Regions from separate parts of the Homo sapiens genome. Here region 1 is linked to region 2. The links are chromatin contacts, found by Hi-C or POLR2A ChIA-PET in ENCODE. All regions are on one chromosome and are shown on one strand. Each heading gives the region's core, a stretch centred on a gene start or an enhancer-like site at or near the end of the contact. The rest is flanking DNA. Distances are from core to core; before and after follow the strand shown. Region 1 holds the start of TUBA1C (tubulin alpha 1c). Region 2 has its middle 14 kb from the start of TUBA1A.

Region 1 (6,778 bases), core at 3,077-5,576, 63 kb after region 2:
AGGGTCTGTTTTCCCCCCAGGCTGGAGTGCAGTTGCATGATCTTGGCGTACTGCAGCCTCAGCCTCCCAGGCTCAAGTGATCCTCCCACTAAAGCCTTCCGAGTAGCTGGCCGACAGGCACACACCACCATGTCCAGCTAATTTTTTTTTTAATTTTCATAGAGACAGGGTTTCGCCATGTTGCCCCAGGCTGGTCTCGAACTCCTGGACTTAAGCAATCTGCCCACCCTGGCCTCCCAAAGTGTTGAGATTACAGAAATGAGCCACCTCACCTGGCTGAAATGCATAAATCTTAAAAAATGCTTATTGTAGGCTGGGCGCAGGGGCTCATGCCTGTAATCCCAGCTCTTTGGGAGGCCGAGGCAGGCAGATCACCTGAGGTCAGGAGTTTGAGACCAGCCTGGGGCTCAGTGGCGCTGAGCCAAGATAGCGCCATTGCACTCCAGCCTGGGCAACACAGCGAGACACCGTCTCAAAAAAAAAAAAATGCTTATTGTAAAGAAGGTTGTTCAACTGCAGAGTCCTAGCTGTCCTTTGGGGTTGTTAAAAGTAGGGTAAATTTTTTTTCTTGTTACATTAGTAACCTTACCATAGGACTACAAATTCAATAAATGACTTTTCTAGGACTTCCCTTTCCCTGTTAACTAGAGCCAATAACAGGCTGAGGAAGAACCTAGAATAAAAGAGACAACTGTCATTGTAGGTATTTAATCTGACTCCTATCTCTTGTGGTTTGGGGTAAATTATTTCAAGTCTCAGGACTTTATTTTCCACAGTTCCATAATAAATACCTTTGTAAAAACTCATTTATAAAAACTCTACCAAGGCACTATTGCAGTAGAAAACATTTTGTTATAAATTTCTACATAAGCACAAAATATTCCTACATCATTAATTGTATCATGTAATTTGTAACTGAACACAAACAAATACTTCAGCATTACTAGTATCTCAGCAAAGAAAACAGGAGTTAGGCTGAAAAAAAATAAGGTTCAGTTTTATCTGAATTCTTTTCTCTTTACTAATGTTTTGTGATGTTTTGTGAACATGCTATATGGTCATTTAAAGCCCAAGAAAGCTGCAGTAGGTATGCAACGCTTATTTCCCTAAAGCATTGTAAGATTACAACGAAAGCCCCATCTGTAATTATTTATCTAATGTTCTGGTGATTCTTCAGTCAAGATGTTGACTGAGGAAGCATGTTTTCTCCTTTGCTCATATTTGTAGAGCTCACATGAACCCCACAAACTTTGAGTCACACATCACAGAATGTTAGGGCTGTAAGGGCCTTACAGAGGATCCTGTCCAATCTCCTCATATTGCACATTCAAAACCTGGACCCTGAGGAGGGGAAATGTCCATCCAAAGTTATATATTAGCCAGGCGTGGTGGCTCACACCTGTGATTCCAGCACTTTGGGAGGCCAAGGCAGGAGGATTGCTTGAGCCTAGGAGTTCAAAACCAGCCTGGGAAATATAGTGGGACTTCATCTTTACAAAAAAAAAAAAAAGATTAGCCAGGCATGGTAGCACACACCTGTAGTCCCAGGTACTTGGGAGGCTGAGGCAAGAGGATTGCTTGAGCCCAAAAAGTCGAGGCTGCACCACTGCACTCCATCCAGGGTGACAGAGTGAGACCCTGTGTAAAAAAAAAAAAAAAAAAAAAAAGTTTTATAGCAAAAAAAAAAAAAAAGGCTGATCACTGAACCGTGTCTTCTGTCACCCTATTAATAATTTAGCATAGTCTGGGCAAACTGGCTCATGCCTGTAATCGCAGCATTTTGGGAGGCTGAGCCTGGTGGATCACCTGAGGTCAGGAGTTTGAAACCAGTCTGACCAACATGGTGAAACCCCATCTCTACTAAAAATACAAAAATTAGCTGGGCATGGTGGCACATGCCTGTAACCCCAGCTACTTGGGAGGCTGAGACAGGAGAATTGCTTGAACCTGGGAGGTGGAGGTTGCAGTGAGCTGACATCATGCCATTGCACTCCAGCCTGGGCAACAGAGCGAGACTCCATGTCAAAATAATAATAATAATTTAGCATATTTTTGGTGAATTCTGGAAACTGTCAACTGAAAAGTAAGTCCAGTTTCTGCCTCTCCTTACACTGTAATTTTTAGACTCATAAAGATCTGTTAACATAAAGGTTAAATGTTTAACTGTCTACCCAGGAAATTTTTCCCCAAAAAATTCCAGCAGAGGGCAGCAAATCTAAATATGGATCCCAATGCTTAAAATTAATTTAAAGTACAAGAGAATTACTCTTTTTTTTTTTTTTTTTTTTCTGAGACAGAGTCTCTGTCACTCAGGCTGGAGTACAGTGGCACGATCTCTGCTCACTGCAACCTCCACCTCCCAGGTTCAAGTAATTCTGCCTCAGCCTCCCGAGTAGTTGGGATTACAGGTGTGCACCACCATGCTCGACTAATTTTCACATTTTTTGGTAGACATGGGGTTTCACCGTGTTAGCCAGGCTGGTCTCAAACTTTTGACCTCAAGTGATCCGCCCGCCTCCCAAAGTGCCAGAATTACAGACTTGAGCCACTGCGCCAGGCCTGTTGGTTGTTTTTCTTCCCTATCCCACTCCCACTTCCCTATCTTCCCTATTCCCTCTCCATGAGGCAGAGCCATCAGTTTTGCTCACAAACATATTCCCTAAGCATCTCGGATACTGTGCTAAATATATCTGGGGAATGAATGAAAAAGTTGAAAAGCTCTACTAAGACTAAAATCTCTACACATATGTTCCACAAGGGCCATTTTGTATGTGTGAGTTGAAGTATATCTTGAACTCCTGACCTCAAGTGACCTGCCTGCCTCGGCCTCCCAAAGTGCTGGACTTACAGGCATGAGCCACCGTGCCCGGCCAGAAAATTCACTTTTGTTCCCTCAATATTTCCATAAACTCTGTATCTCCCAGAGATGGTCAAGGAATTCATGAGCTAAGATAACATGATAGAGTTGCAGAGAAACAAAAACAACAGAAATAAAAGGCGCTTCTGAGAAACCTTGGCAGAGATGGTCAGAGAGGCACATTTAGTATGACGCAGTACAAGTTAGTGTTGAAGGGTTTAATTCCTCGGAGCTCTACTTTCCTCATCTGTAAACTAGGGATAATAATTCATAGAGTTTGTCATATGGATGAAATGTGATCATGTGATATGAAAAGCCAACTACTCGGCCAGGCGCGGTGGCTCACGCCTGTATTCCCAGCACTTTGGGAGGCCGAGGCGGGCGGATCACGAGGTCAAGAGATCGAGACCATCCTAGCTAACACTGTGAAACCCCGTCTCTACTAAAAATACAAAAATTTAGCCAGGTGTGGTGGCACGCGCCTGTAGTCTCGGCTACTCAGGAGGCTGAGGCAGGAGAATCGCTTGAACCCGGGAGGCAGAGGTTGCAGTGAGCTGAGATCGCGCCACTGCACTCCAGCCTGGGTGACAGAACGAGACTCCGTCTCAAAAAAAAAAAAAAAGCCAACTACTCTGCATAGTTAGCAATCAAAAAATGTAAGCTATTCATTATCCTAATGAACTGAAAAAACTGCTTTTGCGCCTATCGGGAGGAGACTGTTAGAAGCCAAAGGCTCATTTAAAGAGGACGTAAGGAAAAGCAACCAAAAAGGTGGGAATAGAGTTTAAGGCGCGTTCGTGGTGATTCAGACCTAGAGTGGGGAGCAAGCCCTCTCTCTGGACAGCCCTCAGCGGCGAGGGGAGCGGGCGCCCGCGGGCCCAGCCGGGGTGCCCGGCAGCCAGGACTCCGAGGCGGAACCCGCAGCCTGGTCCCGGCGTCGGCGCCTCCCCGGCGGCGTAGGGAGCGCAGCCGCGGGGACCGGGGGCGAGGCCGGGGCGGTGCAGTAAGGGCTTCCCTCCTGGGCGCGGTCGCCCTCTTACCTGGAGCTTCCCCTCGCTGGGGTTTTGCCCACCTGACGCCCCCGCACCCACCGGGGACGGGGCAGACGTCCGGCCTGCTCCCTCCTCCCAGTGGACACCTCTGTCCCTGTCCCGGCCCATTCTCCAGCCCCAGAGCCCTTCCTGCCCTTCCTCCCCTTCCTCCCCTTCCTCCCCTTCCTCCCCTTCCTCCCCTTCCTCCCCTTCCTCCCCTTCCTCCTCTTCCTGCTCCTGGCTCCTTCCGACGAGTTTGGTTTGAACTTTTGAATCCGCCAATCAGCGCCGCGCGCCCCCACTCCGCGGGTGCGGCCGGGCGCAGGCCAGGGCTCGAAGGTGGGGCCGCAGCGGCACGGGGCGGGGTCTGGGGCCCGCCCTCCCGACACGTGGCCGGGGACCGGGTATATAAGGCCCTTCGGGGCCGGCCACCCTTTCACTACTTCTCCCCCGGACTCCTTGGTAGTCTGTTAGTGGGAGATCCTTGTTGCCGTCCCTTCGCCTCCTTCACCGCCGCAGACCCCTTCAAGTTCTAGTCATGGTGAGTGGGGTTCCCTCGGGGCTGGGGAAGAGTGCGCGTCCCAGGGGACGGCGGGCCCGGAAACTACTGCCTGCACCTCGGGCCGCGCCCAGGACAGCTCCAGACTACCCCGGGCCCCTCCGGTTAACCTGGCTTGTGGCGGCCGGGCTGGAAGGTCGAGTTCACTTGGCAGACACCAGTTCGGGCCGGAAAACCTGGCCCGGGTGCGGCCATCAGTGGAAATGGAAAGCCCTCTTGATCCTAGTGAGGGCTTTCCCCGCAGGGCCCGCTACTGCCCTAGGGAGGAAGGTCAGGGAGCCTGCTCATTGGCCTCCAAGAACTTAAACTAAAAATCCCTCCCCACGTTTTCTCAAGCGACCTCTCCTTCCTACTGCCTTACAAACTGGGCCCCGGAGGCCCTCGTGCGCTCCCGCACCGACGGTGCAGCACTTCCTGGCTCCCCCTCTCCAGCGCCCAGTGACTCGCTGCTGAGTCACCTGTGGCCCTGCCCTGGGGAGAGCTTCCAACTGCGCCAGTCCACTTGAGAATGGAGGCAGGCACCTCCTTGGAAGGGAATAATTAACTTTCACGTTGCCTAATCCTGCATTTCTGGTGTTAATCTAGTGGTAGGTTTATAGCTGAAGCTTTCTACTTAAGCCGGGTTTAAAAACACGTCCACAAAAGGATATTTTCTTATAAAACCAGAGTTGGCCCGGCGCAGTGGCTCACGCCTGTAATCCCAGCACTTGTTCGAGACAAACCTGGCGAACATGGTGAAACCCCGTCTCTACTTTAAAAAAAAAAAAAAACAAAAAAAAACGCTGGGCGTGGTGGCGCGCGCCGGTAATCCCAGCTACTCGGGAGGCTGAGGCAGGAAAATCGCTTGAACCCAGGAGGCGTAGGTTTCCCTGAGCCGAGATCGCGCTACTGCACTCCAGTCTGGACGACAGAGCGAAACTGTCTCAAAAAAACGCAAACCCGGCCCGGCGCGGTGGCTCACGCCTGTAATCCCAGCACTTTGGGAGGCTGAGGCTGGTGGATCACGAGATCAGGAAATCGAGACCATCCTGGCTAACACGGTGAAACCCCGTCTCTACTAAAAAAAAAAAAAAAAAAATTAGCTGGGCGTGGTGGCAGGCGCTTGTAGTCTCAGCTACTCGGGAGGCTGAGGCAGGAGAATGGCGTGAACCCGGGAGGCGGAGCTTGCAGTGAGCCGAGATCGCGCCACTGCACTCCAGCCTGGGCGACAGAGCAAGACTCCGTCCAAAAACAAAAAAAAACCCGCAAACCCCAGAGTAAACTAGTACCACGTGTTCTTAGTTCAGTTTTCAAGAAACGTGAAATTATACGTAACTTGAGTGTTTTCTATAAAGCTTCCAGAAGTATTGAAAACAACTATCTTAGGCCGGGCGCGATGGCTTATGGTTGTAATCCCAGCACTTTGGGAGTCCGAGGCGGGAGGACCGCTTGAGCTCAGGAGGTCGAGACCAGCCTGGGCAACACGGTGAAACTCCGTCTATACTAAAAATACAAAAATTATCTGGGCGTCGTGGTGCGTGCCTGTAGTCCCAGCTTCTCGGGAGGCAGGGGTGGGAGGATCTTTTGATCCCGGGAGGTGGAAGCTGCAGTGAGCCCAGATCGCACCACTGCACTCCAGCGAGACCTTATCTCAAAAATACGTACATGAATTTAAATATAAAAATCAAATGTAAATACATGTATATGTCGCACTGTAACAACTTATTGCTTCTTTTCAAGCAGTACCAAAAAGATACTGGTAAAAGTGGGATTCACAAAGTAGTGAGACCCTTTAAAAAGCAGGAGAGCGGCAGCGGACTGGTTTAGGTGAACACTGGTTAAATTTTCTTGTTTTTTAACGAGAGGTAAGAGCTGCTTATCCAGTTAACACTAGACCAATTGACTCCACCTGTGCCTCACTTTCTCCCACGTGGCCAGGGGAGAGTGGAGGGTAAGTCAGTGGCCGCTGACTGCCTGCTAAGCTTCAAGAAGGCAGTTTAGACTGAGCAATGAAAGAAAAATTGCGGGCGCAAAATAGAAACGGCATTTAAACAGAAGAAGCATTTGTTAGAATGAGTGGATCTTCTCAGATACTTTATCTCCTTGGGCCTGGGGGCCATCATGATCAGGTATCTGGTTATCTCCAGCTTTTTGGGGCTTGGGCGTTTCCAAAGTCCAGTTAAAGGTAAACATGATGCCGGGCGTGGTGGCTCCCGCCTATAATCCCAGCACTTTGGGAGGCCGAGGTGAGTAGATCACCCGAGGTCAGGAGTTCAAGACCAGCCTGGCCAACATGGTGAAACCCCATCTCTACTAAAAATACGAAAATAAGGCAGGCATGGTGGTGGGCAC
Region 2 (7,377 bases), core at 1,867-4,366:
GAATGCACATTGAACCACCTCTGTCCTGCCCCCTTCCTTCTCCAAAGCAGATGGAAATGAGGTGGCCGACTGGGAAGGTTGCCATGGTGCACTGGCTACAGGGATTCAATTGTAATCAAAAGAGGCTCCAGAGTCCCTTCCCCCAACCTTCCAAATGTGGGTTTCTCTCTTTTCTCTCAAATCTCTGTCTTAATTCCATGCTGTAGATAAACCAGAATGAGAATGATTTACTAGTGAACAAAAAACCATTTATTGCCTCCAAAAGTTTACAGATGCATTGATCTTGTCAGATACAAAACACTGAGGAATTAGAACTGGTTCATTTTTAGATACAGCTTGTCACACAAAAGTCAGAATTCACTTTTAAAATGTCTTATACATCACACCTCCATCTTTAAGACTTATATTTCTTACTGATTTTATCCCCAGATAACCTGCACACATCTCAAATTCAATATATCTAAATGGAATTTGTTATTTTTCTCCATCTCTCTCCTTGTATTTTATATTCTCAGTGATCCTGTATTCTTAATATTAGTTCATTGTCACCATCTTTCTGGTCTGCAAAGCTAGATTAAAATAACCTCGGCTGGACACAGTGGCTCATGCCTGTAATCCCAGCACTTTGGGAGGCCGAGGTGGGTTGATCACTTGAGGTCAGGTATTCAAGACCAGCCTGGCCAACATGGTGAAACCTCATTTCTACAAAAAATACAAAAATTAGCCCAGTGTGGTGGCTCACACCTATGATCCCTGCTATTAGGGAGGCTGAGGCATGAGAATCACTTCAACCTGGAAGGCGGAGGTTGCTATGACCTGACATCGCACCACTGCACTCCAGCCTGGGTGACAGAGTAAGACTCTGTCTCAAAAAAAAAAAAAAAAAAAAAAAAAAATATATATATATATATATATATATATATATATAAAATAAATAATAATAATAACCTCATATAACACTGTGTTCCAGGCACTATTCTAAGTACTTTAATTCATTTAAGTTAATCCTAACTGATCACTAAATTCTGTCAATTACAATTCAAAATTATCTTAATAAACATTTGCAGAATGAACAATTGAGGAGGCTTCTGAAGCTTTACCAGTCTTTTTTTTTTGGAGATGGAAGTCTCACTCTGCCGCCCAGGTTGGAGTGCAATGGCATGATCTCAGCTCACTGCAACCTCTGCCTCCCAGGTTCAAGTGGTTCTCCTGCCTCAGCCTTCGGAGTAGCTGGGATTACAGGCGTGCACCACCACACCAAGCTAATTTCTGTATTATTAGTAGAGATGGGGTTTTACCATTTTGGCCAGGCTGGTCCCGAACTCCCAGCCTGAGGTGATCCACCCACCTCAGCCTCCCAAAGTGCTGGGATTACAGGCGTGAGCCACCACGCCCAGCCTTGACCAGTCTTATTAGCCAAAGGGCCTACATCAAGGGGAGGACGTGGCAGAATATTTAGGTTGGGCTTTGAACCTCCCTCTTCAAGTGTTACAGGCATAAATCTAAGACTAAAATAGAAGATACCCCCCTATAACATGTTGGAATGATCATGTACACCAGTGTTTCCTAAATGTGCTGAAGTAATTGGGGTGCTGGTTAAAATATGGATCCCCAGTTCCTCCACCAGAGAGTCTGATTCAGTAGGTCTAATTCAGTAAATAATACTCTCCTAGAATTAATAATTTATCATTTTTGAGCTAAACAATTTTAGTGTGCTTGATGTGGTTCAGCTATTTCTAAATTCTGATATCCGCTCGATAAATTTACTGAAAATTACTTTATTTATGGTTGTTAACCCTAAAGACACAACTCCTAGTGAAGCCTAGCCTCAAAGAGCATTTTAAGAAATGTCTCTCCATATTCCCTTTTTAAAATATTTTTTCTTTTTTTTTTTTTTAAACTTCTCTGGAGATAATGCTGGATCCACCTTCCTTTAGATTTAGAAATCAATTATGCACAGGCAAAAGAGAACTTAGAAAAAGCTGCCTAGCTTTTTCTTCATCTGCCTAGCCTAAAAGATCATTTAGCAAACATTTCTCCATTTCCCTGTGGATGTAAACTTTGATTATACATGTGTAGAAGAGAAAGGCTTAGAGAACGCTGTGGGTTTTTTCCTTCATCTGCTTATGTGAACAGCAATCTGTTGTTCTAGTACTGTCTACAGATTATAAGAGATGTAGAGTTTCACTCAAGATAGCATAGCCTGAAATAAGTCCCTTATATGGCAAGACTATTTATGGATTTAGTATATTTTAATAAATAAGCCCACTATTAATCTTTTTAAAATGATTTCAGTATTTTTAGATTTGTAAGAGCGACTTCACTCTCACCCCCATGTTACTAAGCAACGTATTATACAGTTGCTAGGAGACAGACTAGCAAGGTTGGGGGTATTTCAAATTTCCGTTGTCACCTTGCCTATCACATGACTATACCCTAGAGAGTTTTACAGCCTTAGAGAAAAGAGAAAAAAGTTAATGGCACATAGAAAAGAAGGAAAGAGAGATGAGGTTGAGGAATAAAGGAATAGAATAAGGAAAATTGCAAGGTATTTGAGAAGAGTCTGTGAACTTGGCAGGGAAAGGCTATTATGCAATTTCCTTGAATGAGTCATGGAAAAACCTTAAATTGCCAGTGCTGTATTTCATATTCTGTATGCTTCTACCTTTTCTAAAAACAAAATAGAGAATAAGCTTGGAGAAGAAGATCTTTCAGATAGTTTTTCTGAATATTTTCAGAAGAGTGGAAATCAATTATAACTCTTACAGAAGACAGGTATTTACAAATGAGTTTTTCAAAGTCACACATAATTTAAAATCCCCAAGTCAGATAAACAGCTTATTTCCTTCTATTTCTCCCTCAAAATAGTAAAAAAATGACAGTACTGAGAGGAAGGTTAGAATACAAGTGTTCTTAGACAAATTGAGCAGCAAGATGGTCATATAGGCTCTTGGGCAGTATGTGTTTCTGCACACAATTTAAAAAATTTAATACAAAGGAGAGAGAGAAGAAGCCTTTGTACTGTATCTCAAGGACTCTGTATCTGAAATAAGAAACCAGGCTCCAGGTCTCATTGTGTGTATGTGAAAAGTTGAGTCTTTGTGTCATTGTGTCTTCATGGTATTTACTGTTGCTAGCAACCAGGAAGCTCCCTAGTGATTGTCGCTAGGTCCTCCATGCCTCTGTCTGCCTGAAACCTTAGTCAGTGCCAGAAACACCAGAGATAAAAATCGTTGCAAAAAATCCAGCGCACATCATCCCCAGTGGTTTTATAGAAGACGGTTCATCTTGTGTTCAGTGAAAATCTGTGTAAAATGGAGGCTTCACACAGAGCTCATCCTCAGCTTCTTCTTCATCAATGCCAATCTTTCCGTGCAGAGCAGAGTGGACATTGTGATGGTTTAATTAAAATAAGATTTATATCCTAGCGTCATCAGCTTTAACCAATAAAATAATAAATAAATAAATCAGACAGCCGGGCGCGGTGGCTCACGCCTGTAATCCCAGCACTTTGGGAGGCTGAGGCAGGTGGATCACCTGAGGTCGGGAGTTTGAGACCAGCCTAACATGGAAAAGCCCCGTCTCTACTAAAAATACAAAATTAGCTGGGCATGGTGGAACATGCCTGTAATCCCAGCTACTCGGGAGGCTGAGGGAGGAGAATCGCTTGAACCTGGGAGGCAGAGGTTGTGGTGAGCTGAGATCATGCCATTGCACTCCAGCCTGGGCAACAGGAGCGAACCTCCATCGCAAAAAACATAAATAAATAAAAAATAAAAAATAGTTAAAAATAAAATAAAATAAATCAGATGAAGAGCAGAGAAAAGAAATATTTCACCAGTTTTAGGTGACTTCTAGTTCTAAGGCATCAACACTTGCTGACAGCTTGAGATCACCTTTGTGTTCACAGAACCATGGTACAAATGATGATACTATTTCCACAGAAGAGTCTAGAATATTCCGATTAAAGATCCACATCAGTGTCATCCCCAGAAACGACTGAAATCATCTCTCAAAACTCAATTTTTTGGGTCTTACATGAACCCCAAGTCAATACAACTTACTTACACCATCCTGTACAAATATTTTGTTTCCTGTGTGTTTTCTACTCAGAGGTAGATAGTTACAGCTCTGAAATGGGAAAGAATTGCAAATCTGAGCTGAAATTTAGAAAAGATTAATGTTGAGATGACATAAATATGTACTTCTTTCAGGTGCCTATACTCCAAAAGAGTATCTGAAGAGATATTTATTTATGTATGTATTGAGACTCTGTAGCCCATGCTAGAGTGTAGTGGCACAATCAGGGCTCACTGCAGCCTCAACTTCCCGGGCTCAAGCAATCCTCCCACCTCAACACCCCTGAGTAGCTGGGACTACAGGCATGCACCACCACGCCCAGCAAATTTCTTGTATTTTTAGTAGAACTGGGGTTTCACCATGTTGCCCAGGCTAGTCTTAAACTCCTGGCCTCAAGCGATCCTCCTGCCTCAGCCTCCCAAAGTGCTGGGGTTACAGGTGTGAGCCACCACGTCCAGCTGAGATATTTATTATTGTGATTACAGCACCTAATGAAGTCTATAAGTAATACGGGAGTTAAGAAAAAATCACTTAGGCAGATAGTTAGGGTATGGGAGTACCCCAGGGTATATACCCCAGACAACATAGCCGCTTCATAAATACTTGGTATTCATTATGTAATTTAATCATTTATTTTATCCTCAAAATAATTCTAGGGGGTAGATACAATTATATTCACTATTTTTCTCAGTTGAGGAAGCTGAGGTTTAAATTTAAATAGTATGGCTGGGCGTAGTGGCTCACGCCTGTAATCCCAGAACTTTGGGAGGCCAAGGCGGGCGGATCACCTGAGGTCGGGAGTTGAAGACCAGCCTGATCAACATGGAGAAACCTCATCTCTACTAAAAATACAAAATTAGCTGGGCATGGTGGCACATGCCTGTAATCCCAGCTACTCCAGAGGCTGAGGCAGAATTGCTTGAACGCAGGAGGCAGAGGTTGCTGTGAGCCAAGATCGTGCCATTGCACTCCAGCCTGGGCAACAAGAGCAAAACTCTGTCTCTAAATAAATAAATTAATTAAAATAGTATGTCCAAGCAAGGTCTCTTACAGCTGATAAGTAACAAAATGAAAATGCAAACTTGTCTATCTGGCTTTAGTGTTTGACTCTCAACCATTATTTTATTTATTTATTTGTTTATTTTTGAGATGGAGTCTCACTCTGTAATCCAGGCTGGACTGCAGTGGTGCAATCTTGGCTCACTGCAACCTCCGCCTCCCAGGTTCAAGCAATCTTCTACCTCAACCTCTGGAGTAGCTGGGACTACAGATGCATGCCACCATGCCCAGCTAATTTTTGTATTTTTAGTAGAGACAGGGTTTCACCATGTTGGTCAGGCTGGTCTTGCACACCTGACCTCAAGTGATCCACCCACCTTGGCCTCCCAAACTACTGGGATTATAAGCATGAGCCACTGAGACTGGCCTATTATTATTATTTTTTTGAATAAACCGCTCAACATCCCTTAACCATTATTTTACATATTTTGTGTAACAGAGAAAGCTTTCTATATGGAATTAAATTGTGCAGTACAGTATTGTGTCAGGGTGAGGAACACAGGCTCTAGAGTCCCTCTGTCCCCTTACAGGATAATGGTGACTCGGAATGCCTGCTCACTCTGGGGCTGGGCCTTCCCACAGGGCCCTACCTGGATGATCATCTAGAACTAACAATTCCCCATCCTTGGATTTCCTCAACTCTAGGTGCTTCAATCTGGAAGACCTCCATGGTGTCTTTAGATGGATAGTTCCCACTGGGCTCTGTGATGCCAGTCCAGTCGACCTGATAGTTCTTTTTCAGTGTGAGGCAAAAACTTGTCCCTAGAGCCTTCCTGCATTCATCTGATCTTCTCCCCTCCTTTTCTTATCTAATAAGAGCAGGAGATCCATTTTAGGGACCATGTGTGGCCTGAATTCTAATTCTAATTCATTCTAATAAAGAATGTGTTTTTAGAAGAACTGTCTAGAGGACTGCAGCATTTCACATTCTTCAAGGCTTGGTTCAGTGCCTTGGAGCCATATTGTCTCAACATCTTCATTTCAGAAGAAAATCTTGGCTTTCCCTTTGCATAATCAAAAAATCCATTGCATTGGTATTCTTAGCACAAAGAAACATTTAATACATATTTTTTTTTTCCATTTTAAAATGCATTTCTTCTTACATACACACTGAGCACAAAACATGAAATAGTCACTTGCAGGTGGTGTCCTGGAGCCTACCTGGAAGACTCCTGAGAATCAGGTGTATACACCCATTCCCAACTCAGTGTTCAGTGATATCACACTGGTGGCCTGAAATGGGCCATGATAGAAACATTTACATCATGGAAATTGGCAAATGCTACAAATCAAGACTTTTTCCTTTCTTTCTCTCTCAGTGCCAGTTAACATTTTACCAGAAGGCTAGGCGCAGTGGCTCACACCTATAATCCCAGCACTTTGGGAGGCCAAGGAGGGCAGATTGCCTGAGGTCAGGAGTTCGAGACTAGTCTGGCCAACATGGTGAAACCCCGTCTCTACTAAAAATACAAAAAAAAAAAAAATTAGCCGGGCATGGTTGTGCAAGCCTGTAATCCCAGGTAATCAGGAGGCTGAGGAAGGGGAATTGCTTGAACCAGGGAGGTGGAAGTTGCAGTAAGCCGAGATCGCACCACTGCACTCCAGCCTGGGCGACAGAGCAAGACTCCATCTCAAAATAAGTAAATAAAATAAATAAACATTTTAGCAGAAAACCACTAGGAGAGGAGTTCTTAAAGAGCAATGTGCCTGTAATCCCAGCTCCTCTGAAGGCTGACATGGGAGGATCACTTGAGCCCAGGAAGTTGAGGCTGCAGTGAGCCATGATCGTGCCACTGCACTCCAGCCTTGGCAACACAGACAGATCTGTCTCAAAATAAATAAATAAATAAATAATAAAAGCAATATGTCATCAGTGTAACTTCAATGAAGCATAGTTCATCCTTGTGTCACCTGGCATCATCTTGCTGGATTTCTCAAATCATATAAATGAAGGAAGTCATTTGCTCAGTGACATGTGCTAACACAACTTTCGTTAAATGGGGGAGTATTGCACGCGCCCTCAAACACAAAACTTGCTAGAAATTATGTTCACCATCTAACACAGGGCAGGCTATAGTAGGATCCAATCTTTTCAGAAGATTGGATATATCCGGATTGCCTACAAAAAAAGGCACAAAGCAGGTTGCAGGAATAGCACAGTTTTCTCATTACAGTGTTTGTGGTTAGCTTTTCATTTCTGAGATGATTACCTAAAGGATCTTTATTGAAATCTGTAGA

Evidence for each region. Hi-C counts contacts between places; a loop is a spot of excess contacts on that map. ChIA-PET counts read pairs that join two places held with the same protein, here RNA polymerase II (POLR2A). Pooled maps may share reads with other maps.
Region 1: a pooled map shows a loop between it and region 2 (7-fold over the local background). The contact joins the promoter of TUBA1C here to the enhancer-like site in region 2. A Hi-C loop is called at or near these places in 6 of 50 pooled maps. POLR2A ChIA-PET finds 5 or more read pairs at or near these places in 14 of 52 experiments (A673, AG04450, Caco-2 and 11 more).

What each region holds. Positions count from the first base shown.
Region 1 is chr12:49,260,756-49,267,533 of GRCh38, forward strand. TUBA1C (tubulin alpha 1c) reads left to right here and starts at 4,327. Exons shown (of 4, transcript NM_032704.5): 1 at 4,327-4,429. The coding sequence starts at 4,427. RefSeq lists silencers at 3,649-4,088, 4,129-4,388, 4,743-4,956 and an enhancer at 4,519-4,678.
Region 2 is chr12:49,198,940-49,206,316 of GRCh38, forward strand. No RefSeq gene overlaps it. Among named protein-coding and RNA genes, the nearest start is that of TUBA1A, 14 kb to the left of the region's middle. Within about 2 kb of position 3,117, at least 14 of the 41 ENCODE cell types and tissues checked have a DNase peak (open chromatin) inside an H3K27ac peak, as active enhancers do; they include A673, IMR-90 and PC-9, where a contact is called at or near this core.